Linked DNA regions of Homo sapiens: region 1 is linked to region 2. A link is a loop called in an ENCODE intact Hi-C map of the cell type or tissue named here. Cell type or tissue: gastrocnemius medialis. All regions are shown on one strand. Each heading gives the region's core, and the rest is flanking DNA. Links, peaks and the distances in the headings are about the cores only.

Region 1 (15,430 bases), core at 2,419-10,418, 140 kb before region 2:
ATGCAGATTTGTTTGTTTTTAGGGAAATTGATTTACCATCTCCAAAGGAGAGGCTGCTTCCTCCATATGGCTAGATTTATTATCTGGAAAACAGTCCAGAGACCAGCCTTTCTCTTGTTTCTGTGTCCATTGGCAGGTGCTGGCAGTCCAACTGACTGACATGTGTCAGGCTTTGTGAGTGTTTTAAGAGAGATTCATTTTGCAACAGCACGTAGGCAGGCTGTCCCAAGCCAGCAGCAAGCATTGTTGGCAGTGGAAGGGATTAAAAGGACTTTCGCAGAGACTCAGAGTCTAGACTCTTTCTGGAACACAACCTGGAATAGCAGTGTGATGTGTAAACAGCAGATGTCCAATAAATTTGTGTTTATAGGCTAGCTGACCTTTGACCCCTAAATGATTAGCATCTCTGATGGAGTATGTAGAAAGGGGTCCAGATCCTTAAGCAAATAACTTCCACTTCGAGTGAGAATCTATCAACTTGAAAAGAGTTGTTTCAGCCATAAAAAGGGACTTCAGGTTGAGTCCAGCCTGTGGTGGGAAACTTCCACTAACTTGAGTGTGCACCCTGGTCTCTCTTACCCAACCAAAAACAAAACTGGTCATACAGCCTGACATTACAGAAATAGAGGATAGAACTCGGAGCCCAAGAGAAATATATGGAAAGTCTTCCAGAATAAGAAAATTAGGAGAATTATAAGACAACTGTGTGTAGGGGTACCCCAAAGGCACTGAAGAGAGAAAAGCAACACAAGAGCCGAATGAACTCCATCTCCCATGCATCTCTGAAAGGTTTTCCTGCAACTCCAGTAATGTTGACCACTTTCCTGCAGGCCTTGCTGGCCCTGTCCTTCCCTCCCTTCATCCAGTCCCCTCCACACCGGCCAGAGTGAGGCTCTCTATGCCCTCTGTCTACCTAAAGCCGGTTATGTAAAGCCCACAGCCTTCACAGGACACTCAGAAGCTTTCAGAACTAGCTATTCTCAGCCTCTCTCCAGCTGCATCCCCTCACGATGCCTTGCCCTGGATGTTCTTTGGTCACACAGAACTATTTCACATTACTTTAACTACTCCATGCCCTTCCAGCTTCCAGGCCAAAAATGCCTTCAGCCAACCTTTCAAAAGTTCACCAACCCTTCGAGGCCCAGTTCAAAGCTAGCTCCCATCTCCTCTGGCTGAATCAATCAGCCTTTCTTTGATGCTTTCCTAATACTCCCTACTCTCCATGGATATTGTATTCCAATCATTTATATAGTATATTCACACTTCAATTCTCAGCAGAATGTGAGCTCTTCAAAATGTCTGGGCAATGGTTATTTTTAAAATTCTTGGTGCCTTGTTCCATACTTCTCACTTAGTAGGTCCTCAATAAATAGAGGTAGATAAATGAAGTAATCAACTAAGTGACGTATATTGTCAAGCCTGCCATTCAGCTCACACTCAGGCATTCTCTCAAGCTCTTCCTCCATTTTACCCCATCTGAAAATTGATGCTTGTTAGTGTGTCCAATACTACTGCCGCAGATTTCCATATATGCCCCGTGCCTTCCACACAGACTCTGTGCTCATGTTGCAGGAAATAAGCTTCTCAGGCTGTACCGCATCCAGCACCAAGCAATGTGAATATGGGGTGTCCAATAAACACTAATTACGTTAATGATTTGTGATATTTTTCTGCCATTCAGTTATGTGCTTTGAAGAAAGACATAATGGCACAGAGTCAAAGGCCAATCTGAATTGCAGAGAAATCCACTTGTTGGTGGGGGGCACTGGGTGCACTCTCTGCCTTCCTTCAGTCATTCTCTATCCACTGCGGGTGGGTGGCCCTCAGACACAAAGGGATCCATCCCACTGCAGGGCCCTGTTTGTGGAGGGGCTGATAAGTAACCTCTCTCAAGTCAGGTGTAGCTCTGTAGCTCTTAGGCCAGGAGAGAAGCTAGAAACATGCTGTGGCACCCAGTTCCAGGTCTCCAAAGACCTTGCCTCATTTGACTGGGGGTTGCTCTTCAGATCGAACTGAGGTGTAATTCAGCTTAAATCAACATTCAGGATGAGCCCTAACAAACAACAGCTTTTCATTGCTGCTGTAGCTCCATAAGCAAGATTATCTTAGCAATTAGAGGGTAATTATTGTCTACAATCAGAAGGGGAGAAGTGTCAGAACGAGGCCAGCAGAAGCGGTGACATAATGGATAATTTATTAGATGGTGACTGGATGTTTTTCTCTCTCCAGGCCTTTGTGAGAAAAACACCCAAATGCCACAAGTGCATCCCCAGGGAGGTGCAGGGTGGCAGGAGCTGAGGATGCAAAAACATAATTGCTTTCTATCTACTCTGATTTGAGCTTCATCAAATCCTTTGGCTCCCAAGGCATTCTGCAGCAGATGTGTGCACAATATTCCAGCACTAGGACTTGTGTCTGCGGGTACTGCTCGAGGCCCAAGAGTCTGAGGGTCTGCAAAGCCTCCAAGCCCTTCCCCTTCCTCCCAGGCCTCAGGGCCTGTGCTGGCCACCCTCCTATACAGCCCTTACTTGGCATTCTTGCTAAGTCCTGTGGGGGCTCCATCCTTGACTCTTTTCATTCCACGCTGATGTCTTCTGGGCTCTGCGCCTCAGGGGAGAACTTGCAATGCTAGTAATAAACAAAGAGTACTCATGATAAAAAATGAATTTTGCTGCCTTAAGAGAGAACAGCAGAGCTTAAGGGCTTTCGTAGGTTTCTGAACAGCCACCTATCTTTTCCGGCCGTTGTCCACCCATGCACCCATCCATTCTGTAAAACTGTTTTGTGCTCACTGTGCTCAAAAAGCAGGAAGGTTTTTCCCCAAGGTAGTTCACAGCAGAGTGAAATACAGACTAGAAACCAGATAAGCACCATGAAGCGATTTGAAGATAAAAGATCATTGTCCTCTACCATAAACCATGAGGCCTTAGGGAGACATGAGTATACTCACACCCTCCGCCATGACAAGGCAATAGCTTATACATGGGATTTCAGCTCCCCCAGAAGAGCTAAAGAAGGGAAACCTACTAATGCCAGTGTTTGGTCACATAGAAGGCGCTGAAAAACCCATGGTGACCAAAAAGGCCAGTGGTTGCCCCACCCTCCAACGCGCACACACACACACACACACACACACACACACTCCAATTTGACCCAGCCATACTATTGCACCTCTCTGACACAATAGGCTGTTTCATATACCTTTGCTATCTTTATGTTTGTCTTCCAGGGCCTGGTCTGCTTGGTGAGACCTCAGCAGCTTTGGAACCTGCTTTTCTAGAGACCTCTCCAGAATCTCCTGGCCAGGTTCAACCTCCACCATTACTGTGCATTGTCCAAATCTTCCTTGCACTTAGCACCCTGGCGCATGTGTGTGTGATCACAGGCCAGCCAGTGAGTGTGCACTTGGAAAGTTCACTCATCCTTAAAACCGTGAGGCCCAGAACAAAAACAATCAGATGTTCTGAAAAGTATCAGTGTTAAATACTGAAGTATCTTCTTGTTAAAATATTCTTCTTGATCTGTCTCTCATATTCAATCATTCACTAACTCAATTTCAGACATTTATTGAGCACCTACTATGTGCCAGACATTATGCTCAGCCTACCTGTCATGGTCTCTTGAAAAGAATCTTCTAAACCTGCATCTTAAAATTACCTTTGGGGATTGTGCTGATAATGTGTATTCAAGTCTTGTGGTGAACAGGAGGAAAAATATATCATCTTACATTTGCACAGGTTATTTATTTGTTATAAAGCAGCTTCAAACCGTTTGGTTAAGACCTCTCACAGTTGAGCAAGTAGAGTTGTGCTGAATTCTAATATAGGGAACCATGGGGGGCAACATGGTTTGAAAATCTGAGCTGTGTGTCTTCTCTGGAGAGAGCACATGCATCCACTAGCTCCTGACCCCACTTTGAAACAGGGATGGATAACAAATGGCATCAGTGCCACTCAAAGAGTTGTAAGTGGCAGCCAGCTACTCCTCTGCCTACTGATCACTTTGTGTATTCATTTTCCTCTTTTCTCATTTTGCTCTCTCCCATTTCCTATCTTCCCTTGCTTTCTGCTTTCTCTCTTTCTGATGACTTTATCCTCCCATACATTCATGCCCTTGAAGGGCATCGCTTAGCACCCGCCACTAGGCACTCCTCAAGAGGTTTGCTTCCCCTTTGCTTCTAGGCTGGATTAAACCCACGTTCCAGGATGTGGTATGGGAGGCAGGGAGGGCCAGAACTGGCACAGCCTCTGTGTTCTCGGGCTGCTGATCATTCCATTCCACACCAGACCTTCTGAGGTGAATGAGCTAAAGCAGCGGCACAGGTCTGAGCCATAAACAAGGCAGCACCCAGGAGCAGGCCATTGTTGCTTTGTCTGGTTTGAGCACTCAGCTTTGTACAAGTCAGACAAGACGCCTGGACATGGAGCTTGGGCTCCTGCCCAGGGTTTCATTCTCACTGTCGCAAAGCCACAGATTGGAAGCAGAAAGGCAATGCTTGCTTTCAACCCCCGTGCACACAGAAAAGCCTCCTCAGCCCAGTATCAGCTTCCCTAAACACCACCCAGGGGGCAGTGAATGTTGACTGGTCCTGATTTATTGGAGCAGAAGAGGAAAAGAAATGACAAGCCCTAAATGTCAAGACGAGGAGGTGTGTGGCCTGGCCGTAAAGAGAGCCGAGAGCGTGCACTGGGATGGGTCACGTGACTAGGATTCTCAAGCCAGGAGAGACCAGGAGCCAATTCAAGTGGGAGGTGTCAGAAATGCAAAGTCGGCTGTAAAAATGTCAAGAGCAAGGCTGGGAATAAGGCAAAGGGAAGACTGCCTTCTGTTTTGTGGGAGGCAGGTTACAAAATGTTAGGAGTGCACATTTACTTTCATGTGTCTGCTTGGTTGCAAGTCGAATCTGCTGTCTGCTGGAACTCCGGAGAACTGATAGGAATGCAGCATCCAGGAACCTGATCCTACCCCAGGGAGTTCTGATGCTACCTTCCTATGCTGCAGAGGACTCTCCTGCTGCAGCTCTAAGAGAAATTTAGACAGTAAGTCAATCCAGACATGCCCTGTGAAAGTGAGATCTTATTGGCATGGCTTGCCCGGTGAAAGGTAATGAGGAGTAGCTGAGGCTGCACCTGCTCAGGAGCCCATGTGCTCAACAAGAAAACTCCAAGCTTGCTTCAATTTGGCATTGTTTTTAGTGAACGTTCACTGTTTTAATTCCATTCACTGTTTCTTATTTATTTGAGATGGGGTCTCTGTCACCCAAGCTGGAGAGCAGTGGTGTCATCTTAGCTCGCTGCAGCCTCAAACTCCCTGGCTCAAGTGATCCTCCCACCTCAGCCTCCCCAGTTGAGACCACAAGCATGCACCCATCTTCATTCTTTGTTTCTTATCCTTGCTGGACTACTGCAGGGGTCCTCCTGGAGATGAGATTCTTCCAACCTGAAAAACTCTATAATTATTTCTGCCAGAGCCAAAATCTTCCTGGTCAATGGCTGAAAGGGGGCAATGCTCAACATGGAAATGCATACCTGCCACGCTTAGCAGGAATCTGGCGGGGCTGAAAACCCACCACATACAAGGCACTCTCAGGAGGCAGGAACTGGGCCACTGTCTTAGTTTCAATTCCTGAAACAGGAATCTAGATGCACATGTTTACTGGGGATATGATCCCCAGAAACACAGTGAGGGATTGGAGAAGCAAGATAGAGAGAGGTGGGTTAGCCAATAAAGGGGGTGTACATGAGCAGGATGCTGCACAGAGCACTTGGGTTTTACTTCCTCTGGAGTCCCTCTCAAAGGCTCAGTGGAAAACACCTCGATTTTCCTGTTGGCAGGGGGTATAAAAAAACGGAGACTTTTTTTTTTTAACAAGCTCCATCCTTCATTGGTTAAGGGTTGCTCCAGGCCCCTTTAACTCTGATGCTCTTCTGGGCTTCCCCATGCATGGGGCTTAACAAATTTCTGTGGCCAGAGAGAGCCATCAGGCAGAGATGTGGAAGCTTTAGGTAAGAAGCTACAGTGTGTCCATGAAGCTGCAGATGACCTGCAAGGGAACATGCTCCATCCACTTGCAACAGCCATCATGACAGTAATGTCTTCTCATCTGTGTGCCCAAACATGTGCACATGTGCATACACACACACACACACACACAAATGCAAATTGTTGTACCTTTTTCTCATTTGCACTCCCCCTCACCATGACCATGTAAAAATCGAGTCTCCAAATAGTTTCAGCCCTGCTGAGCCATATAGCCTTGCCTTGCAATACGAGCAAGTAGAAGCAGTTATCTGTAGCCTCCCAGGCCCCAGCTACTCCATTGTAAATCCATGCCAGTTTCTAACTTCAGCCCAGCTGGAAAGGCTAGGACTTGCGTTGGCTGTTTTGCTTAAGCCCTGCTGAAGGGCAACATGGGGTGATGGGAAAAACTGGAACAGATGTCAGGAATTTGAGGTTTCTTGTGTCCTGTCCGCCAGTAAGTTACATAACTTCCTTAGTTGACTTCTAGAACTTAGTTTCTCCCTTGGTAGAACTAGAGTAATAATACCCGCCCTATTTGCCTCCAAGAGTTGTAGGAAGACTCAAAAGGAGCCAATTCACGTACCTGGGATCACCTTGACGTGGCAGGGATGTTCCTTGCAAAGCCTTATCCTGCTCAATCTTCACCTAATTACGTTGGTTTTAGGCTTGAAGCAGGGGCCTTGCTGGCTGACCTCTCAAAGCCTCCCTTTCCCTTGTTCCCATGTGTAGCATTCTGTTTTGGGAGCACAGAATGTCCTCTGGTCTAGAGGAAGCTAAGCCACTGTTTGCAATCAGTCCAAGCAGATCAAGTTAAGGACCAGGCCATTTTGGAGGCACACAAGGACTCCTCTTGGCAGATGGGCACGACAGGCTTGCTTGCAGACTGAGTGGTGAACAGCCCCTTCCATCTCTTCGTTTGCTTGTATCAAATAGCAAATTCCAGAATCACTATACAGAGTGGTGGATGGGGCAATACAACTTACCCAAAATATTAATAGGCACTCATGAGGGCACCAGCTGTTGTGACTAGTCTGTGTCATTAAGGCCTGTGTGATGTCAACAGAGAAGCCATTGTTGGCTGGACCTGCCCCCACCAGCTCAACCAGGGAGTGTTTGTCAGTCACTTAGGAAGAGCTGCCTTAAAGGGTGAGTGTGGTTCTCAAAGGTGGGAAAAACTAACAATTCTTGAAGAGGACTCAAGGTTTATTGGACCACCAAATACTGGAGTTGATGCTGAAGTCTATAACAATGGTAACAATACTCAGGGTGTATCCATTGTGGGCCCAGCCAATGGATACTCTGGGGAGTATTGAGGGGAGGGGTGTTGAGTCCTTCTACACAGGCTCAGAAAGAAAGGTTCTTATCATCCACTTAGAAACAATGGAAGCAAAGTAACTCTCTGGGACAGAAACTTTGTCGGTCAGGGAGAGGCTTGAAGGAGACTCTAAATGGTTCCCAGAATGAATTCCCACGTAAACCTAAAGAATGCTGATGGAGAGAAGCCACTGCTCATTCTTCTTTTTAAGCCAAATAATATCCTTCTGCCGGAACAAAGTTGTTCTTGGCACTTGGAAGTAAATGTGAGGAGGGAATCAAAACACAACGCCTGAGAGACAAATCCATAAGAAATCTGAAGGCCAGGACGTGGTGAAAAGTAATAAAGATAGAAGGGTCAGTGGCAGGAACAAAGATTAACTGTACCAGAGGAGATGGCGCTTTGGCTCTGAAAATAGGATTGAGCGAAAGCCGGAAGTGCTGCAGAGACGCACGTGTCCTTCGTTTCCACCCTGAAGGCTCAAAGGAAGGCCGCTGCCCAGCCACGCGGAGGCTGCAGGACAGGGTTCTGGAAGCTGGGGCCTCCTTGCCCTAATCCTGGAAGGATATTCCACATCTAAATCACCGAAGCTTCATCCTGTGATGCAGAAGCTCTCCCCTTGTGAACAACCAACACAGGAAGTAGTGAAACCTGGTAGAGAGAATATTATCTTTCTCCACCTTCAATTATACCAGAACTGCCTCCAGGGACTTTGGCAGGTTTGACAAATGGCAGAAGAATTTAGAAGATTTTCTTTGCTGGCAAAGGGAGCCAATGGTTGGGCACAAATGTGCTGCTGCGGTTGTTTGTACAATGAAACTCTAGATTGTAGGCAGAAATGTCAGGTTCCTTTCAACTCTCTTCAGAGCTAATCTAGTTCCCATGTGCAAACTCAATCTATAGCATTTGGGTAAAGAATACTCAGTCCTCTGCTGTGACAAGAACAAATTCATCACCCACACCATACATTGTAGCTAAGGGCATCATCGTGCCCACATGAATCACCAGGCAGAGACGGCTGCCAACTCTGAAATTCTTTACTCATGGAAGACTCACGTATACTAATGCCGACTATTTACGCAAGCACATTTCTCCAGGTGGCCTGGAGCAGTTTACAAGATGCTGGCTCATTCCTCATCATGCCACTTGGAAGGAGAGCAAAAGGTGGGGAAAGAGGAAGGGCCAACATCATCATCTGCATTTTATGTGGGGAAACTGAGGCTCACATAAGCCGTAAAGTGAAATGTATAGACATTTATGAGTCAGAAATCGACCATGGAAGAGGCAAAATGAGCTTATCTGAATCATGAGTGGACTATTTCTTGCCCAACAATTTCATGCAGCTCTTCCAACACAACTGTTTTGATACAGCAGCCTCAAAACAAGCCAAAATTCAGACTCGCTGTATTTGGTTTATAACCAGTTTCCCATCTTTCATTCCTTCTCTGACTTCTACCTGACTTCTGAATTTGGTTGACCCTGTTTTTTTGTTTGTTTGTTTGTTTTGTTTTACTTTAAAAGACCCTCAACCCTCCTGGAGTCCTGACCTGCTATTTCTTTCATTTTGAACCTCTACCAGTCCTTTCCTTCATCTGTTACCAATCCATACACCCTTGATGCCTGGAGGTAAGATTGACAATGGAGGGGGGGAGGTGAAGATCAAGGTTGAGGTGAAGCTCACAGATGGCCTGCAAGATGCCTATTTTACTCATCATTTATTTTTTAAAAAGCTGAACATTTATCGGCTGAATCTTTGAGCCATACCAAAATATCCTCATGTCAAAATAGCTGCAGTAAAGTGGTTCTATTAAAATAGCTGCCTCCAAAGAACTGAGAGTGGAGATGTCACCTGCTTCTGGCACCTGACTTTGGTCCTCTTCTGCGTGGCATTGCCTTCTGCTCTGCTGGATTCTGGCGTATGGCTCATCAGAGGAGGCACTAACATCAGGGCTGCCTTTTATCTTGCTGATCCAAGCGAGGACTATGTAGGTGTCACAGATGAAACTCGTCCAGAAGCCGAACAGGATGCTAATGGCATGGCCACGTGTTTCCAGCACCCTGTGAGGCAGCTGGCTGGCATCAATCCTCTCCCCAGCTTCCATCCCACCCCCATCCACCCATAAGCTCTTCTTGGGTCAGAAATGCAATTCTTTGATGGTGCCAGACAGCCAGATGATGCTGGAAAGAAGAAAGAAAAAGAAAAAGCAGGTTTCTAAATTAAGCACAAGGCTCGTTTATAAAAATAAATAGCCACAGCCTAGCAACGTGCTCACAGCTCAGCTTTCCTCCGTAATAAAACCTCTGTGGCTGAAGCCTGGGATGACACAGCCTTCAGAGGGCCCCACGCCCTGGCCCTCCTCATGCCCTGGCCTCTCCCAGGATAATACTCACCTGGAGAGTGCTGACAGTGGTACTTTTGGGGCCCCACTCTTCATTCAAGGCCAACCAAAGGCCAGGCTCCAAAAAGCAGAAGGAAGGCAGAGCTTAATGAGGCCCATGAACACTTACAGACTCTTGGCAGTAACTAATACACCTGTAGCAAAAGTGGTTGAAGTTCCTTGGGCTACTCTGTTGAAATAGGAACTTCTAGTTAAGACCATGTCTTCTTTGTTCACCATTGAACAGTACTCAGCTAAGCACAGGGCACGTATTGAGTACTCAACCAGTATGTGAGGAAAGACTGGTTAGAGGTATAAATGAATGAATGAATGTTGCCATCCCATTATTGATGCTCTCCAAACTCTTCACTACAAATGGAGTCAGTTCCAGAATCCAAAGCCAGCATTCTTCTCCTGATTATGACATGCACCAAAGAGGCATCCCCTGAGCTGGATGTTTAAATCAGAGCCCACAGCTGAAGTGAGCACCAAGATGTACTGAGCAAGTGTGGACTCTTACTGATCCAAGTGGTGAGGCTCTTACAATGGGCAAGGGCAGAGGGCATGCGATATGTAGGTAACTATTGTTAGCATTCCTGAATCTTCTCCTGTTCTTTAGGCAGCAGCAGCTTCAAGGGTGAACTGTTGCTCAGCAGAGAAATGGCAGGAAAAAATAGGACATTCGCTTCTGGCCTTAGTCCTGTTGGAACACAAAAAGTGGAGTCTGCAATGCTGTTGGAGGCTCAACAGGTCAAATACATCAGTAATGGGCATGGTATGGCTGGGGTCATACGGAGACAGTCCTTAGAGCACTGAAAATGTGATCATCCTGAATCCCATAAGGATCCTTATGAGGTTAGAAGGGACAATGTGGCTCCACTTTGATGACTGACAGCAGTTGCTTTGGTGAGTTTCTACGTATTCCCTTGTGATCAGAGAGTGGTACAGGACAGCATGTCAAAATCGTAAACCACCATCTCAGAGCAAGGCCCCTTAGTTACAATATTAAAAAGATCAGAGAAATTGGCACATAGCATCATTTAGAAATCTGTCTTCAGGCATCTTTGTCTGGCCTGGCTGGAAATAGTAAAACCATATTTATGTCATTGAGAAAAAGGTTCTTAATTAAATTCAAATGTATAAGAATATATCGTAGGTCTATTTTTGGAACAATAATCTGGGAACAAAAAAAAATCTAAACAGCAACAAAACTTGTACAATAGCATTTAGCTTCAGACAGCAGCATACAATAGAGAAGAAGGAGTCCTCATAGACTCTGGACTCTTAGATTGATTCAATCCCACAAGCTAGAGCACCAAAGTCATGGCACTGGGACATTTAGGAAGAGGAACTCTAGCAGTGACCTGATTAGGAGACAGCTCCAGCAGAGAGTCAGCACATAGACTGGCCAAGCTGCCCCCAGATCTTTGGTGATATCTCTTTGGTGGAGATAAAGGAAGCCCTTTCCAAAGCAGACCAATTATGGCATCCACAACCATAGTCCCTGCTCCAGCCTAGTGAGGACACAGTATGTTCCATAAGTCCCTAAGGCTCTATGCCCAGGGCTCCCACTTCTGACACGGCTGCTCAAGGATAAGACCCCACTGACCCCATTCTCTATGGAGGGTACAGAAATCCATAAGAACAGAGCCCAATACTCAGCTCTGTGACCTTAACTACTTGGAAACTGATTTTCTTTGTTCATAAAATAGAGAGAGTAAAAATAATGCTTTCTATCTCCCAAGAGTGTACGAGGATCAAATGAAACACTATTATGTTCAAGTGCTTCCCAGTCTGCAAGCTATTGTTCCATGTGACCATGTTTTATAAAATGTAAAGGTATACAGTGAGAAGTTTGCTTCTGATGTGAGGATTGAGACTTCCTTTGTCACAAACTTTTAGGGTGCTGTCTGGTTCCATCTTATTCATAATACTATTTTTTTTTCAGAGACCCCTAGCCATTTCCTTGGCTTCAAATACCAAAGACCTAGCATTTCAAAATTGTGTTTCTGTAACTGCTTCTTTCCTCTTACAATCCCTCAGAAAGTGCTGCAATTCTAGAATGCATGAGGAACCTTGGGGCTCACAAAGTCCACCACTTCACTTTGCAGATGTACACACAGAGGCACAGAAAGTTTAGGCACTTGTCCAAGGTCACGTGTGGAGTTTCACTCACCCTATCCTCAGCTTCTCCCACAGCCTGCCAGTGTCTGCCCTCCAGTGGGTCTTTGAGGGCCACAATTCAGATTCCACTCTTCCGCAGCTGGGACATCCATCTTCTGCCCTCGGACATCAGAGCTCCTTGTCCTCAGGCCTTCAGACTCCAGGGTTTACACCAGCAGCATTCCCCCGCTGGTTCTCAGGCCTTTGGTCTTGGACTGAATTACACTATCAGCTTTCTTGGGTCTCCAGCTTGCAGGTGGCATATTGTCACTCCATAATTGCATGAGCCAATTTCTATAATAAATCCCTTCTTAGATAGATAGATAGATAGATAGATAGATAGATAGATAGATAGACAGATGGTAGATAGTAGATGCATACATACATACATACATACATACATATCCTATTGGTTCACTTTCTCTGGAGAACCTTGACTGATACAGATTTTGGTGCTACACTCCCTCAATACTGACCATATTTTCCCACTTTTAAGTGAGTAATTGTTACTTAAGCTAGGTGTGTTATTTAGGATGTGAGGGATGGGGAGCCGGAGGATGGTAGACAGTTGAGGGCAAGTGGATTAAAGCATGGCAGTAATGGGAACAGGCACCTCTGTGATCATGATGCCTCATCTTAGATTATACCTTTGGAATTTGCCTTTTGTTTTTGAAAAAATAAATATATAACCATTTCATTTTTGTAGTTATTCGTAATAATTTGCTTCCTCACAGAAATGGCAGAATACATTCATGCAAAGCATATAAATGCACCCAAGTTGTTGTTGAGTTGTTTTAAAAGAATGTATTAAGAAGTAGGATTTGTTAAGTGACAATTCTTCTACCATCGGCCCACCTTCCTCTCTGCAGATGACCTTGTATCTACCCAGTAAAGAAAATATGAGGTTATTTTGTGTGAAACACCCCCATCACCCCTACACCTACCTATCCATATGAAGCCAAATTCTCCTCCTCCTTCCCTCCTCCCCAAACCACCTACTCATACAAAGAAGGGTCTTTCTTTCTGTCTGTAATTACAAATCTACATGTGTGTTAGACCTACGGTGACCAATGATCCTGGCTTACTCAGGACTGAGGAGATTTCTGGGACACAAGACTTTCAGTGTTAAAATCAGGAATATTCCTGGCAGACTGAGACAAGCTGGTCACCCTGGTAGGCCCCATACCTCACCCAGGGACCTTTCTAAACAAACCACGATTGAATGAATTGATACTAAATAGCAGCAAATTGCTATGTGAGATTGGTGGTCAGGAAGATAACTAGAAGGGATGAATGAATGAAATGTAGTGATTTTTTTTTAATTAAAACCTTCATGAATATGTTGGGAAAAACCCGGAGGAGGATATCCTATTATCTAGACGAGCAGAAGAACAGAAAAGTTACACTAAAGAATTTATATAGAGATGTAGATCCCATTCACTTGATGGTTAAGTCAGGGCAATCCATATTACATAGGAAACAGACCATAGTATTGCTTCACAACTTTCTAACTTCCTGTCATACATTTGTTAAAAATTATAACATCTGCTACATAGGTTAAGTTGAAAGGAGAATCTTCTTATGGCCACACGTGACCACCTGAGTGGCCTCATGACCACTGAAACTACCTAGACTCCTGAGGACTGAGAGGGTCAGTATTTCAGCTCACATGTGACCCACTGACTACATACCACTATGTGGCTGGTTGGGAATCTTTGAACTATAGGATTATAGCACTGTGGCCTAAACAGGCAGGTCTAGACTCTACTCCATCACAAATCTGAAATCTTGACCCACATTCTCCACACTCTCTTCAAAGAATGTTAAACTAATAGTATTAATTTTTGTACACAAAAAATGCTTAAAACTATCACATATTAATCATTCAATAAATGCCAATGGTTTTCCCCCAACACATACACTTACACAGGTAGCTTTACTGTTTTTCTTACCTTCATGGTCCCATGAGCATAACTGCTAGTCTAGATAATTAAACTAAATGAGTGTGGCAACTGTGATACTTCAAGTCACTAGGAATAGCTTAAGTCCACATCCTTTCCTGGGTTGACTGATCGCCATCCCAGCATGACACATGTCCCTTCTCTGTCTCTGAGTTCCTTCCTCATCTTGGTGGAGCCCATAATGAGGCCTGACAGCAGGGCAAAGGACACACAGCCAAACAGGGCCTCAGATTTCCTAATTAGAGGTTTCTGGACAGAAGAAACATGGTCCCTTAATTGCTTAAGAGTGCCTCATCCACTTTCTAACATTGATTCTTTCTCTACCGCTTTGCCTTCCCAGTACTCCCATAGGTATAAGGGGAAAATCTTTTGCAGAATTCACTCAGCAAGTCAATCAACAAGAAGACACACATCCTTGGGGAACAAGGGGTGCTTTCCTCACAGAAAGTTGTTTCCAATAAACCAATTTCTGCTGCTTAGCAACCTTGATGATGCCTTTTCCACAATTACAGCTAAATAGAATCCTCTATTGTCTACAGGAGATTAAGTGTATGCTTTCATGAGTCAGAAGAAAGTATCAGAAAAAGTTGTACTCAAGCTTTAGATGAATGTAAAAATACTGCACAAGGAGCAAAAACAGGAGGCATGCCCTGGTTGTGTTGTATGATGAATATAGCTATTTTATTCATGCTTTGGGGTTTGATGTTTGTTTTGGGAGTTAGTCGTAAAGAGCTGGGTTGTTCATTCATAGCTGAGTAGATGGAGTCGTGATACCGCCTCCCTGTTTCTCTCAAACTAATAATTAAAGCTGTGATTACATCTTACACCAAACTAAGGGAGGGACAGTGGAACTCCCTGGAAGTGAGGAAGAGATTTTGAGGCAGGTTAGATGTTGCAACTGTCAAATCCCACAGTGTAGTCATTATGGTAAGATGAGGTGAACTGTGAGCCAGCCAATAAGAACAGCTGCTGAGTGGTACCATTTCCAATCACGGTCATCTCTTGGTTCTGTCTAGGGAGGCAGGGCAGGGGCGAAACCAGTCCCGCAATTCCTTTTTACAAAGTTTAACACACTGGTTGACTACGCCTCCTATTGCTGAAAGCATGGAAAATCCTTTGTCACAATTTCCTAAGCTTCTAACCATATATTTCCCTAATAACCAAATGTGCCTGTTTCAACAAAGTCAATCAGTTAAAGAACAATGTTTGGAGAGAGGAACATTTGGAGTGAGGAAGGAGGGCTTCCCAGAAAATTCAGCATCTTCTTTATAACTTTTTCTTTTTTTTTTTCACTTGATCCAGCAAATTTTTATTGCATGGGTACTGTGTACCACATGTGAAAACAAAAATTAACACTTACCAAGCTAAGACATACTATGTGCCATGCTTACTGGCTGGCTCATAGTTCACCTCATCTCCTTACCATCATGACTACACTGTGGGATTTGATAGTTGCAACATCTAACCTGCCTCATCCATGCACTATTGCTAAACCCTTTTCATCCATCACGTCATTTACTCATTTATATAACCCTATGAGAGAATTATCCTTATTCCCCCATTTTACAGATGAGGAAGCTATGGTTCACAGA
Region 2 (15,430 bases), core at 3,673-11,672:
CATTAGTCAAGTCAAGAGTCCCCCTAAAATTCAGAGATTACTGCAACTTATTGCATTAAAGCTTGGGCAACATGTCCTCAGAGAGAACATGCTACCTGTTTAGGGGTCATTTGGCATAGGCAGGAAGGTATGGATTTAAGGTTTAAATATTGGATCTGCAACTGATGGTTGCACAAGAATATGTGACTTTGGGCAATTCACACTTACGTAATGGAGATAAAGACAGTTACCTTGCAGGATATTTGTAAGAAATACACAGAAACATGCAGAATACTTAGAACATAGCAGATGCCCAAGAAATACATCCTTTGTATTTTCTGCATCCTATTTGCAGGTTAATCCTGCTCCACTCCCTTGCCCCATTAACTCAAGACTTTATATTGATGGAGAAGTCAGCAGAGCAGCCAAGGTCATCAGAAGTTGCCCATTGCCCATTAGTCTTTACCCTCTGCATGGTTCATTCATTCATTTAACAAGTATTTCTTCAGCTTCTACCACATGCCAGGCACTAGAGCTGATCCCCTGCAGCTTTTCAGCATTACCAATATCCACTGCTAACCAGATCCGCTTGACCCCTCCAGTTCTCCTTTCTTCACTGGTTCCAGTGAAGAAACCCTGAACCTCCCCCAGTCTACCTTGGACAGTTGTGCAAACTGGGCATTACCCAACTCATGGAGCAGCATCCACATCACAGTTCTTCCTTCTTGCTCATCCTCCCTGCCTACATGAACCTAGGGAATCTTTCTGAGGTTATGCTAAGCAAAGTTAATACAGTAAAATCCAAGAATTAGATTGAAGACCAAGTGAGAGGAGTAAAGGCTTCTTCCCCTCATTCAGGACAGCATCTGGCTAGGAAGTCATGGGCCTTGTTAACATTATTAATCACTATAATGCCAACACGATTGTATTTTTATTTGATTCTCAAGGGAATCTTGTAGAAAAATGTTATCTCCTTTTTACCAATGAAGAAACAAGATCCAGAGGAATTAAACCATTTGACTGTGTCACAAAGCCAGTGGGTACCTGGACTAAGACCAAAATTCAGTTCTCCGGATCCCCAGGCCTGTTTCCTCATGGGCTGGTGGCCCAGCCGTGCTGTCCAATAGAATTATCTGTGTGATGGAATGTCCCAGATCTGCACCAGCTAATGCAGTAGCCACCCAGCTCAATGTGCCTATTGAGTACTTGAAATGTGGCTAGTGTAACCGAGGACCAACATTTTTTTAAATTTTATGTAATTTTAATGAATTTAAATTTAAATAGCCTCATGTGACTAGTGGCTACTATATTGGGCAATGCAGATAGGGCCTTAATGCTAAACCTAAGCTACACAGAGAAGGCTTCTGGGCCAGTCACTCCTGCATTTCTGCAGTTGCCTTCCCCCAGAGCCAACCCTTCTCCATCCCAAGCCCCAGGCCCACGTGCAGCCATTTGTAAATAATCACTGAGTTCCCCCAGAAAACTTGAAGAGGGAACTAACTCTAGATAGGGTCAGAGCTCATGGGCTGCCCATAGGGTCTGTTGAGGGCTAGGACCAAAAGGGCCAGCCCACCCTGAGATCACTCCCACCTCCTATGGGGCCTCAGTTTTCCCTATCAGCCCCAGTACCTCCAGGTCATAGCTTGGAAGGCAATGGCAAATTTGTCACCATGAAGCCATTATGAAGCTCAGAACTTAATTATCTGATCAGCCACCTCCCTGGGTCCTGAGGGAGCAGACCCTAGGAGTGAGAGACAGTCTTTGAGAGAGAAAGAAAAAGAAACATGACATTGCCTAAAACAGAAGCGCAGATGAGAGGCCCCCAGTGGAGGCCAGCCCAAAGTCTTATTTTATTTAGCCAATACTAACTGTGGGGAAAAAAATGTTTAAATTCACTGGATCTCCAAAATTTAAACACAGTGAAAATCTCATATAAACTCATTTCCCCACTCCTGGAACCTTGGGCTATCTAGTAATGCCCAGTTCCATTCACATCAACAGTATTCCTCTGGCAGAGCAGTAGCAGCTCCTCCTTTGAGATGGTGAGGAGCTATCTATTTCCGCACAGCCCCCACCACTGGTCCCCTGTAACACCCCTCTTTACTCACTCATCTGACCTGACTGGCATCTGCAGGCATTTGGGGCTGTCATCCTAGCATAGGGGGGCAGACTTGGGCAAGGTGTCTCTGTGAGGGGCCGGGATAGCAGCACAGAGCTACCTGTGAGTCTGGAGGCCCAGGACATGCTGTTGGGGAGACGGTAGAGAAAGGGGGTGCTGAAATGGAGTGAGGGATGGAGGGAGAGAGCTGAAACACACTAAAATGTGACGGGACCACCTCCATACTCCACCTCCTACCTTACTTGCATTGATTACTGCCAGATGTTTCTTGGAACATCTTGATCTCCAGCCCCCAAACCCTTTTCTTCTACTTTCTTCCAGTACTTAGAACAATGCCAACCACACAGAAAGAACTCAAGAAATGTGAGTTGTTCACAATAAAATGCACTCGATTCAGAATGCCTCCATCAGACTCCCCCGGCTATTGCTTCAACTTGTCACTCTCCCCGCTGAACGCTTCTGTATTCTCCCTCCTTCTTAAGCTCACACTGAATCTCTGCTGTCATGTCCCACTGAGATAGGTTTTTTAATTCCAGGCCTTCACCCAAGTGGCTGGCTGACCCAGCCAAATGCTGGCACAACATGGGATGCAATTTGCTCGCTATTCTCAGCATGGTCCTGGAAGCTGAGTCAAAATTATTATCCAAGCCATAGCCTGGCATATGGCTTTAACACTTTTTCTTTCCTTCCTTTTGTCATTCAGTCTGTTCACTTGAGATTTTCTCCATGCCAGTGAGGCAGAGAGGAGGGAAATGGGGAAGGTCCCTAGACCATAAGGTCCTCGAAAAAAAGAACTGCATTTTCTTCTTTTGTAGTCCTCGGATCTAGCAGGGTCCGTGGCACAGAGGACGGGTTCTCATGTAGATCCAAGTGTGACTAGAAGAAACAATTTGATTAACAGAGGCAAGCAGGAGAGAAAGGACCACTAGACTAAGGATGGGTCCAGGACACAGTTCCAAAGCACAGCTGTGTATTTTCCTACCTGTGTTAGCTAATTCACTAATCTGAGCTTCTCTTTTCTGATCTATGAAAAATAATTAATAATATAAATGCTGTTATTGATTGGTACAATCTTTAGGCAGTCAGACAACACTTGGCTCCAAAAAAGCATAAAAATTTTAAGAACAATGACTCAGTGATCTCAATCCTAGAAACTCATTTTAAGGAAGCAATTCAGCAGAAACAAACCCATTCTGTGCATGAAGACGTTTATTCAGAATACTATTCAATAGCAAAATACCTAACATTACCTAACTATCCACAATAAGGAAATAATTAGTCACAAATAATATTTAAACACGATGGGCTATGTTTCAACAATCAAAATGAATGCTTCTGAAGACTAAACACAGAATCTATCATCTTCAGTGCTGCCAGAGTGTTCCTTTAAGAACCAAATCTGTTCCTGTTGCTACCCTTATCAAAGTTATTCTATGGTTAAAAATTTAGTAGGCAGAGCATGGTGGCTCATGCCTGTAATCCTAGCATTTTAGGAGGTTAAGGTGGGAGCTTTGTTTGAGGACAAAACTTCAAGACCAGCCTGGGCAACACAGCAAGACCCTGTCTCTATAAAAAACAAGATCAATTATATTAGCCAGGTATGGTGGTGCTCACCTGCAGTCCTAGCTATTTAGGAGGCTGAGGTAGGAGGATTGCTTGAGCCCAGGAGTTTGAGGCTGCAGTGAGCTATGATTGTGCCACTGCAATCCAGCCTAGGTGATAGAGCAACACTATGTCTCAAAAAAAAAAGTTAGAAGTGGGATTTCTGGGTCATATGGTGAGTATATGAATATATATAGGAAACTGCCAAACTGTTTTCCAAAGTGGGTGTACTATTTTGTTTTCCCAGTAGCAGTATATGATAGCCCAAGTTCCTCCCCGCCCTTACCAGCATTTGTTATGGTCTGTCTTTGTAATTTTAGCCATGCTAATAGGAATGTACTAGTCTCCCATTGTAGTTTCAATTTGCATTTCTTGATGACTAATGATGTTGGACATCTTTTCATGTGCTTATTGGATATTTGTATAGTTATTTACTCAAGATAAATAATAACTCATGGCAAAAAGATTTCACATCCACATACCAAAAATAATTTGTACATGAATGATCAGAGTAACTTTAGAATAGTCCAAAACTGGAACCTCCAATAGCCATCAATAGATGAATGGATAAACCAGTTGTGATATACAACAGAATACTACTCAGCAATAAAAAGGAATGAACCTCTGACACAGCCAACAGTATGGATGGATTTCCAAAACATTATACTGAGTAAAAGCAGCCAGATATAAAAGAGAACATACTGTATGATTCTATTGATATGAAACTCTAGCATAAGCAGAAATAATCTATTGTGACTGGAAGCAGGTAAGTGGTTGTCTGGATTTGGGAGTTAGGCAAAGTGTTACCCAGAAAGGGGCTCAAGAAATTTTGGAGGAGATAAGAATGTTCTATTTACCACACAGGTAAATGTGTCCATCAAAACTCATCAAGCTGCACACTTAAAATAAGTGCATTTTATTGCATGTAAAAATAACTCAATGAAGTTGATTTAAAACAAATATTCAATTGTTTCTCACTACTTTAGAAAAAAGTTTTAAAAAGTTAGTATGATATACAACGTCTTCAATGATATGACCCCTTCTATCTCTCTGACTTTTTCTTTCTAGGCCTCCGCCTGGTTTGCTCCAGTCATACTCTAATGCCTACTCCCTCCGCATCATCACACTTTCTCGTGTCTCTATATCTTTATAAATGCAATTCCCACTTCCTGGAATCTGAACCCTACCCCCTGCCTCCTTGTAATTTGACTCACTCCTACTCATCCTTCAAGGTCAACTCAAGACTGCCTGGACTTTTCTCCAAGGCTGGATCCAGCACCTCTCTTGTGTGTCCTCAGACCATCCTGTATAGCTCTCTAGTCTGATGTTTTCACACTCTGGTACCAAAGTTAATATTCTTTCTTAGGCTCTGAGCATCTTGAAACCAAGGTCTGTCTATGTTCTTAATTCCTAGCACAAAGTTTGGTACATGTTGCTTAGTATGTGTAGAATGGATAGATGAATGACTGAATGAATCAACTAATGCCCTGTCTACTCAGAAGGATATAATGAGAATCAAGTGACATAAGGGTGTGACTCCCTGCACTCTATTATTTGGGTGTTTGATTTGGCCCCATAATATGGTGGTGTGGCCAAGACTATGCCCTCTGAACCTCCACCTCCATCCCTGGGTACAGCCAGTAAACAGAACTTTGCAAATTCCTATCTTGGAATCACAATGACAAACGCTCCAAGATGGCAGGAGCCTCTGAGCACCTTGAGAGGCAATCAAGAGAAGCCTGTCTCAGCAGACTCACCTCACTGCCAGGTGGTGGCTGCACACTCTCTGTGGGGTATCGCACCTCAAACCACAGCTCTGCAATCCTACAATATCTTTCACCATCCCACATAGTATTTGTTAATTGAATCCTGTAATTTAATTGCATTCGCATTTCTAAGCACACTTGTTTTCATAGAACGTATACTCTTTAGCACCTGAAGATTCTGACAAGTAAATGTCATCCATGCCTGTCCAGGTAGATACGAGGTAGCGTTGCCCTCACTCCCAGACACTCCCCTGTCCATTACTTAACCACGTGGAGTTGGAGTAGCCGTTTTCTATGATTATGATCCATTTTCTTCACCCTTGTTGGAGCTTTCATAAGAATCAGCAGGAACTCTGCAAACCCTCCTCCCTGTCACTACCTCACCACTTCACCAACATGTCCCCAGCCTCCAGTTCCATCCCATCAATGCCATTTCTGGCACATATGCCCACTGGATCCACCCAGTGACAACCACCTGCATGCCATTTTCTTGAATGAAAGGAATGAAGGCATTTTCTACTCTATCATCATTCCTTGACCTTCACCTGTTTTGGTTTTTAAAGTGTTTTCTCTTCTGCATTAGCCGGAGTTCATTAGAGAGCCGTCCAGCCTCCATACCTGGAGTTGGTCACTGATGGCCTTTTTTACTGTCTGCCACTGAAGGTTAGTCTGGTCAAATGATCTTCAGTGAAGAGCATTCAACAAGTCAGTGCTCAAAAGCAAGGGGGTGAATCTTTGGAGGAGAGACTGGGGAAGACCGATGAGAGGGGAGAATTAATGGTTAAATCTACAGTAGGGTTTCAAATTCTTTTTTCAAGTTTAGGGGAAGGATTCCTCTGTTAATTCATTTATTCATTCTTACAATCTGGTTAGACCTATGGCCTCCCAGAAAACAGCTAAATTAGCCTCTTCTCTAATGTAGGCCCAGGGCTCTGGCTCTATCGGGGATTCCAAAGCCCCTCAACACCACCCCTGAGCTTACCCTGGAGAGTAATGTTTTCCGGGCATTCACATCAACTGAGAGCTTAAATATGGTTCTTCTGGGAGAGGGCCAGGAGACGGGATGGCCATTATCAGCAATCTGCTCTCTGCGGAGTCTGAGCCATGTGAACAAACAACCTCACACACTACGAGTGGGGAGAGAAGCGATTGGAATGTTCACTCCTATTTTCCTAAAATATCCAGTGAACCATGAACCTAAACTCTACACCTGAGGCAAACCGGGAGTTGCTATTTTAACACAGCACAGCTTAGAAAACAATCCACACATGTTCTGTGACTTGGGCCAGCCCCAGAGGGATTCCTGGCAGCATTGCATGGGTGACTAATATTCACAGCCTCTCTGAGGGTGAAGGGTATGCTATTCACCTGTCTGCCACCACTCACTTCAATATGCTTTGCCATGTGGGATCTGAGAGGAGTCTTTTTCTGGGAGTTTTAAATATCTTTTCAATGGGGCTTTTAAGATACTTATAAGTACTGTTTTCTGATCTAGGATCGCTCCACCTAGTCTATTGGCATATCTCTTATACAGGAGGACAAGAGAGTGATGAAAAATGAGACAGGAAATGCACCCATTTATTTCGCAAACATCTGCGTTGGGCCATTGGGGAATACCAAGATGACTCAGCCACAGTTGAAGGAGGGCAGATATGAAAACAAATCATTAAAATAATGTAGTCAAATGCTAAATAAGGTTTGTACCAAAGGCTGTGGGAACACAAAGAAGGGATCATTAATTTTGTCAGAGGCAGTCAAGGAAGACTTTGTAGAGAGTGACCTCTGAGTTGTACTTTAACAGCTGTGTTGGAAAGTTCAGGTGAGAGAGGAAAGGAACGGTGTTCAAGACAGAGGGAACAGCAGCCGCAAAGATGTGGAAGCTTGAAGACCCCTGAAAACTTTGCTGAGTTTGGGCCACAGGTTACACGGGAGCAAATGGGGCAGGTATGAGGCTGACACCGTGGGTTGGGGTGAGATATGAAGGCATGTGGTCAGGTTAAAGGGTCCAGACTTAATTCATTGGGCAATTGAGAAAAAACAGAGGACTTGGAGCATAGGTGTGAAACATCAGATTTTAGAAAGACATATCAGTAGACAATCACTGTATTTCAGGCTTTAGTGATTCCTCACTTGGTCCATGATACAAGCCTCCATGTCACACTTTGCTTGCTGCTTTGTATATCTGCTCAGCTGAGGCATTTTTACATAACCGTATGTTAAAAGGGTCATTATTCCCACTGTACAGTTGGCGAAAGAGAATCTCAGGGAGCTTAAAAAGAATACCCTTTGGCAAAGCCAAGATTCACACCGAAGTCTGTTGGATCACCAAGTCTGTGTTTCATTATACTGAATTAGAAGATAATAACAACGAGAAAGAAAAAAATGGTGATTGGCAGCCCTGGCTGCACATTAGTTTCTCCTTGGGAGCTTTTTTAAATCATGATGTCCAGGCTGCACCCTAGACTGATTAAACCAGAATACGTAGGAGTGGAACCCAGACATCAGGATTTGCTTAAAGCTCCTCAGGTGACTTTAGTGTGCAGCCAAGTTTGAGAATGACTAAGAGATGTTTCAAAGGAAGACTTGGTAATAGTTGGCTAGCAAGCGGGAAGACCGAGAGAGAAGGAGGAAAGAGGTGACTTTAAGATTTTTAACTTGGATGAAGGCAGAAAGGGATGTGAGTGGGGAAATGAGGAGTTTATTCTCACAGTCATTTACTTTGCCATCATAGTGTGACATCCAGGTGGAAATACCCAATAGATGCCTTGGCAAAGTGAACCACGGGCTTCAGAGGAGTCAAGGCTATATCAAGGTCAACACCTCATCCAGTGCTGTGCTGGGGGCAGCTCACACCAGCTCCAGGGAAGCAACTATTAAATATTCTGAAATTTTGCAAGCCAGTTGTTAACACAGCCATTAATAAAAATTAAATCAAAAGAATTAAATAAATTATATTTTTGAAAATGTAATAAACTCTCAAAACTCATTACTTCTCATTACTACACTTTAGTATTGCCTGTGCTCTTGAAGTTGTTTATGTATACTTTATCTGTGTGGTGGGAAAGCCATATAATGGTAGCTTACTGTAGGGGATCTTTGCCAACTCTGCAATCACTCATGTTGATAGCTTGAAACTGGCCATGGTAAGGAGCATTTACATCATGAAAACTGGCAAATACTACAAAATAAGGCCCCCGTCATCCCCCACAAAGAGCGAGTTGTTAAAACATTTACCAGCACACCATTGCCTCAAACCACATTAGGGACTATGCAGAGATGCCAGCGTATGAGTATGCATGGGGAACCTCATCAAGATAAAACAAAGACAGTAAGAGACAAGTTAAACTTCACAGATGGGGGTGGCCGGTGGTGTAAGGAAAAAAAAAAAAGACTTCACAGATGGGGGAAAAAAACTGATGCTAGAAACAGTTTTCCCCTTGACTAATATTTCCCAAAACACAAGCTTTTTGCAATACTCAGGTCCTTTGGGATTGCTACTATTCCAAATAAACCTGTTTTATTTAGCTCCGTGAATAAGGCCCTTCTAGCCAGAGAAGATATATTTTATATGCACACATAAAAATACTCTGTGTTTATGTAACACTTTCCTTATAAGGAGCTCACAGCAATTCCACATACTCTCTTTATTCCTATGAACACCCTGGGGAGGTAGCTAGGTGGTAGAGGAAATAGGAAGGAATGAACAAAAAAAAGAGTTGAATTAGAAATCATGGCATTGCCTTGCCTCAGTACCATAAACAAGCATAGGAAAGCCTAACTTCAGGACTATAAAGTGTCTTGCTCAAGAAGTTTCTAGAATTGGACTCCCATCACTGGCATTTTTCCATAGGCATGGCCTAGAAGCAGGGAAAACCTCCCATTAGCTACCTTTTTTTTGCATTCCCTTGCTATTTTGGCTTTAGCCCCTAACTTGGGCCGGAGCTGGAGTTTGCAGTCCAAGCCTGTCTGACTCCACAGCCTCTGGGAGGTCACCAAATGGCCAGCGGCAGGAAAGGAGATGGGCCTGCCAAGAAGCAGCAGGGACCTATGTTAGGGCTCATTCCCATGTGACTCCAGTGGTCCCTGATGATCATTCCTGGGCTCCTCGCCAGTGACACCACTGTCCCCTCTGCACCTGCTGCATCATCCCCCTGGGGATCCAAATGGCCTCTCTGAATGTCCTTGGCAATTCCTCCTGAGGCTCTGGACAATTTCAAATCAGTCCTTTGGAATACAAGTCAGCTTAACTTTAATGCTTGGTATCCTCCCCATTTACCCAAGATTTGTCTGTGCTGCAGAGCAGAAGGTACACGGCTGCTGATAATGAAAGTTGGGGGAAAGAATTAACTGCGTTGTGTGTGTGTGTGTGTGTACATGTGCATGCATGTGCATATATGTGTGTCAAAAACAGTCAAACAGAAAGGCAAAGTGGCAGAAACAAAGAAACAGAGGCAGAAAAACAGAGAGGCCAAGAGTTACAGAGGCTGTGGGAATTCCTGAACCAAGACAATCTCTTGTTCACAGTGGTTTTGTTTCTAAGAATTTCATTGTTTGTTTTTAACTGCTAGAAGGGTAGACTTTCAAGTGAAAAATACCCTGGGCTCCACCGAAGCCAGCCCTGCACATTTGTGTGGTTGTGTGCCCCCTTAACAACTTCTCTGAAGACAACCCTCAGGGGGATGCTATCGCAAACAGCATTGCCTTCAGGAGCACTTGTCTCTGGCCAAATATTGATGTAGGATTTTTCTTCTTGGTCACTTTGCCAGCCCCGGGCCTCACTCAGCCATGCTGGCGTTCCCCAGCTCACCTGGGTTATACCTTGTACCCACATTCGGTGATTCCCAAGCTCTTGTACCACACCCAGGAGGAATGAAGATACACTGGACATTGAAGGGTGAGGAGGGCAGAGAATAATTTTATTGAGTGATGAAAACGGCTTTCAGCAGAGAGAGGACACGGGGTTGTTCCCCCTACCCAAAGGCAGGAACATTCCCCATGTGGCTGGGCTGGTGTCTTTTATGTCCATAGGGTTTTATGGACTCAGAATGGGGAGTGTGTGCTGATTGGTTTGTGAGTATGCAAAAAAGATTAAAGCAAAGACATCACTCAAAGGTGGGCCCAACAGTATAGAAAACCAATTAGGAAAGAGTAGGTATATGTAAAATAGGTGAAGTGCGAGGACCAATCAGAGGAAAGCACGCCAAATATAAATTCTCAATCCAGCCCAAGGATTTAACTTGCAACTTGACTTTCAGGCTTTAAACTCTTCAGCTTGGAGGTGAGGTTTCACCAGGGACCTGCCCCTATCTACCTAGGCATTTGGCTGCCTCCTGTCGCTATCAATATCACGGCATACTCGGATTGTCAGACCCAGCCAAGCCTGAGGGAGACTCACCCCCACTCGCACCTCCAATCTCAACAAGTCTTCTTAATTGCCACAAAGATGGCCTCAGGTGTCCTGCTGGTGCCCACCTGGGCTTTCCTCAGCAAGTGGGGGAGTTCTGAGATGCTTCCTAAAGGCCCTCAGACTGAGCTTGAGTGCCTTTGAAGCAGTCAGGGATCCACACTAGACAACCAAAACAAACAAGTCAATTAAGTGGAAAGTCACTCCCTTCGGAGGCAGGAGACAGGCTGTAATCTTCCTAATCCCATCTAACTTCAGTAGATCTGTGCTCCTCTGTGAGATGCCAGGGTGTGAGTAGTCACAGTTATTCACTCAACAATCAATTCTGAGCCCCTGCTGAATGGCAAGGACTGCCCTGGGCACTGAGGACTCAATGGCTATAAAAACAAAGAGCAAAATGGCCAACATGGACCCAGGAATAGTGGGCTTATAGGAGATGCTCTCTGATGTCCCTTCTCATCTAATATTCTCTAAATAATTCCTAAGTGGCAGGAGGGCTTCCCTACATCTCCCCAGCTAATGAATTCGGCCGCTACTGAGTAAGAGATCGGTTTGTTTTCTTTACATTTGAGTTCTCAAACTTAACTACTTTGCACTTGCAGTGTGGGTGTCTGAAATGTTAATTGAGCCTCACCACAGCCCCTGGAAAGAGGTAAGTGTTGCAACATCTGCCACAATTTAAAACACTTACTCAGGTGCCTGCTCAGTGCCTATGCACTAAGTCAAAGAGGCACAGGCCAGCTGTCCAGAAGCGGCCAGAAACGCTGGAACTCACCCACACAAAGGATAAACAAGCAGCTGAGCAAATTCTGATAGAATGGTAATGTCAAGCAAATAAAGAGAATGTAAATGAGGAACTGGTGAGGAGGCCACCCTTTGAGAAGATGGAGGTGAGAGGGGAAAGAGAGGAGTTAGCACACGCCAGGCAACGGAGTGGGGGTAATCACTCACTCTGTCTCTCTCCATCAGTCTGGGGTTGCCAGGGTCTTTGAATGGCAGAGAAAAGAGAGTGGAGAGAACTGGGATGGGGGGACACAGGGCCCTGGCCCTCAGTGACTGCTCCCCAAAGGCATTAATTAGATATCACTGCAAAATAGCAAAACCAGAGTAAAACCTCCCCCAGGACTTCACTCACACAATGACCAGGCTCTTTCACCAAGCCCTCCCAGGTCCCTCCCTCCCTGCTTTTACATCTTACATAAGGAGGCTTCTATTGTGCTAATATCCAAGGAAAAAAGTGACTAAGGGTGAGTGTGCGACTAAGGAAAATAAAGAAGGAAGAGAGCCTCCAAGGCTTGCCCCCACCCCCAGTTTCTTGGCTCACTCCACGATTCCGTCAGTTCGCAGGCTCTGACATAAAAGGCAGGAAGCTACACACGCTAAACAAAGCTCCTTAGATGTCAGGAAATTAACCTGGGAAATCGGAGCCAAGAGAGATTAAAGGCATTGCAGGCCGAGTTCAAAAACCTCTATGGCGTTACATCAAAAGCTGTTTTCTGGGCACCCCAGGCTCGGCTCTGCCAAACCGTACATCCCGAAAAACCTGGCCACAGGGCTGGCACGCCTGTGTGGTGTGCCTTTTCCCTGCCACAGACTGAAGCCTCACTCAGATCTACAGCTTTTGACTCTTCCTGTCATAGGAGTCTAAGCCCTGCCTGCCGTAGGCAAGTCTGCCCTGAGAAGAGCAGCTTGCTGCCCTGGATTCCTTATAAAGGAGGAAGATCGCACACCTAACCTCAGAGGGGGTCCAATGAGTGGCCCCAGGGAAAGGAAGAAAGTCCTTAAAAGGAGGAAGAGACCTGCTAGCTTCAGCTGCACTCATACACACACAAAAAAAAAGAGAAAGAAAGGAAGAAAGGAAGAGAAAGAAAGAAAGAAAGGAAGAGAAAGAAAGACAGAAAGAAAGAAAGAAAGAAAGAAAGAAAGAAAGAAAGAAAGAAGGAAAGAAGGAAGGAAGGAAGGAAAAAAGAAAAGAGAAAAGAAAAAGAAAAGAGAAGAAAAGAAAAGAAAAAAAAGAGAAAAAGAGAAAAGAAAAGAAGTGAGGCAGCCTGGGATCCCTGACCCTCCCAGCTAAGAAAACAAACCGCCTTGTGGAAGGTGAAAGGGTCAGAGCAGAACAAACCAGAGAATTGTGAGAATCATTGTTTATGTCCGCATCAATAATACTGTCTCTTTGAGTCTCAGTTTCATTATCTTTACAATGAACGTAGCTTCTAGCTAAGATATCCTGGAATTCTTGAACAATCTTAACATTTAAATGGAATGAAATTGTCAGCAGGCTTTGTACAACACTCGTTGTATCTCCAGCAGTGAGTGCTAACCCCCTCTTACAGAGGAGAAAACTGAGGCCCCATGTCACATATCTGGTAGAGAGAAGAGCCCATAATGAACTAGTGGTTCCTGGCCCCGGTGATTCCGGGCCCAGTGCTCTAGGAGGGCAATGGTGGAACAATAGTATTGTTCCTAAACTGCATCAAAGGACATTTGCAAGAATAAGCTCAAAGTGTTGCTATTCCTGTTTTTTTTTTTTTTTAATTGGAAAGCAAGTGAAGGTCAGAAGGGAGCCATTTATTGTACCAGCCTTTTGGGAAATGAAACACTCAGATATATAAGCCCCATGGTGGCCTCATAAAGAGTGCAAAAATCTCTTCTCAAGTCTATAAAAGTGAAGTTAGTTCTATTAACTGGAAAGGAAATCTGTGAGAGAATGTGACTCATTTGTTCTCCACCCATAATACCTTCAAGAACCTGCCCTGTCCCTAATCTGAGTGGGGTGGCTCCCAGAGGCCACATGATGCCCCTCCAGGGCTGATGGGGCCACAGTCACCCGGCTGAGAGAAAATCAGAGTCACTCTTCCACAGGAATTCTACTGAGACTTAGAGAGTACAGCCAAGGAATCTGTGAGCCTGAATCCATGCAACGGCTGTATTAGTAAAAGCTCCTCCGAGGAACACAGTCAATAGGATGTAGTTCATTGTGTATATATATATATGATATAAATATGCATCATGTGTGTGTGGGAGGGGGAGAGAGAGAGAGAGAGAGAAATTTTTTATTAAGAATTGATTCACATGCTTATGGAGGTTGGCTACCAAGTCCCAAGATCTGCAGGTGGCAAGCTGGAGACCCAGGAGAGACCTACCCGAAATCCAAAGGCAGGAAAAAAGGCAATGGCTGACAGGCTAGGGGAAGTCTCTCTTCCTCAGGGGAGGGTCAGCCTGTTTGTTCTATGCAGAGCTTCAACTGATGGGATGAGGCCCACCCGCGTTAGGAAGGACCATCTTCTTCACCCAGCCTGCACATTCACATGTTCCTCTCTTCCAGAAACACCCTCACAGACACCTACAGAATAATGTTGACCAACTCTCTGGGTACCCCATGGCTCAGTCAAGTTGACACATAAAATTAACCATCATCATCACATAGACAGGGGCCAGGTCAGCACAGCCACAGCAGCAAGGCAGAAGGAGGCAAGACTGAGTGAGGAGGCTGCAGGGTTGCTGGGAAAGCTAGCTTCAAGAGAGGAACATGGGACATTCTCAGTGAGAAATGGAGATGAGAGACAGACAGGGGTACCAGAGACTGGGAGCCTTTCCAGTGCACAAGATTCCCCTTTATCCTTCCACTCCCCAGTTCTAAACTGAACTGCTTTGAGTGGGTTTCTCTTTTGGATAACTGAACAACCTCTGATTAGAACAAGAACATCGTGGATCTCCTTGAATTTTATTCTCTAACTTTAGCCCAATTCTCTAATTTTAGACCAGCCATTTATCAAGCAATAAACTATACTGCATGTCATGTACTGCCAGGTTAAATACCACATACTCTTCGTTCTTAGATCATTTACATTTATGGTTTTGACTTCTTGCAAGCAACCACGTGCTTAAAATATTTCCATGAGGGTTTGATAAAGTATTTTGATCTGTAAGGCTTAGGTTTAATGAGTGAGCTACTCAATTCCTGAGGGGTCCCATCCATCTGCCCAGCATCCACATCATCATGCCTTTTTTGTTTTCTACTCACTGTTCTTTCAGCATTTTCTGGGGGATGTCAAATGTTAAGAGGTTTTCCTTAATTTGAGAATGTGTGACGGCCCAGTCTGAATGCCTTGCAAAAAGCATAGGTCTACTATACAATGTTACTGACATAACTTTTAGAAATCTCTGTCTCTTCTCCTATGAGCTCTTTGAAGGACATGACCCATGCCTTACACAATTTTGTGGCCCTTATACCTTGAATACAGTACCTGGGACCTCATAGGCAAGCAATGCATTTTTTGGTTAATTCTCTCAAATAGTTCTCATAAAAAGCCCACCAAGTAGATCACATTATTCCCTGTTGCATTAATGTGTTTAAACTAAGCGATGCTACAACAATGTACAACCCCAAAAATCTAAGCATTTGCCTCAACAAAGGTTTGTTTCTCACTCATGTCACACATGTATGATGGGTCAGCTACAGCCCTTGTCCATGCCTTCTTTGCTCCAGGACTCAGTAACAGAGAGAAATGGAGATAGCAGAACCACAATGTCTCTTAAAGCATCTATACAATAGTGGCA

What was found. Peaks named below come from ENCODE experiments on the same cell type or tissue, not always from the same donor. Only the 100,000 strongest peaks of a DNase experiment are listed, where the experiment ranks them.
Region 1: it touches region 2 in a loop (2.1-fold over the local background); 13 of 110 quality-filtered maps call a loop at or near these places.

What each region holds. Positions count from the first base shown.
Region 1 is chr13:44,151,418-44,166,847 of GRCh38, forward strand. SMIM2-AS1 (SMIM2 antisense RNA 1) reads left to right here. Exons shown (of 5, transcript NR_104065.1): 5 at 2,230-2,662. It overlaps SMIM2 (small integral membrane protein 2), which reads right to left and starts at 9,840. Exons shown (of 3, transcript NR_197392.1): 1 at 9,728-9,840; 2 at 9,186-9,514. It overlaps SMIM2-IT1 (SMIM2 intronic transcript 1), which reads right to left and starts at 6,805. Exons shown (of 3, transcript NR_046843.1): 1 at 6,605-6,805; 2 at 2,529-2,628. RefSeq lists an enhancer at 7,772-8,971. In gastrocnemius medialis, for the core only: no CTCF peak of the experiment used is centred there; DNase peaks (open chromatin) are centred at 4,694, 6,904, 7,784, 9,314 and 4 weaker places; H3K4me3 peaks cover 785 bases; H3K27ac peaks cover 7,099 bases.
Region 2 is chr13:44,294,448-44,309,877 of GRCh38, forward strand. No RefSeq gene overlaps it. Among named protein-coding and RNA genes, the nearest start is that of SERP2, 72 kb to the right of the region's middle. RefSeq lists enhancers at 6,935-7,124, 11,477-12,676, 12,252-12,875. In gastrocnemius medialis, for the core only: a CTCF peak has its summit at 6,847; DNase peaks (open chromatin) are centred at 6,764, 7,074 and 9,514; H3K27ac peaks cover 5,829 bases.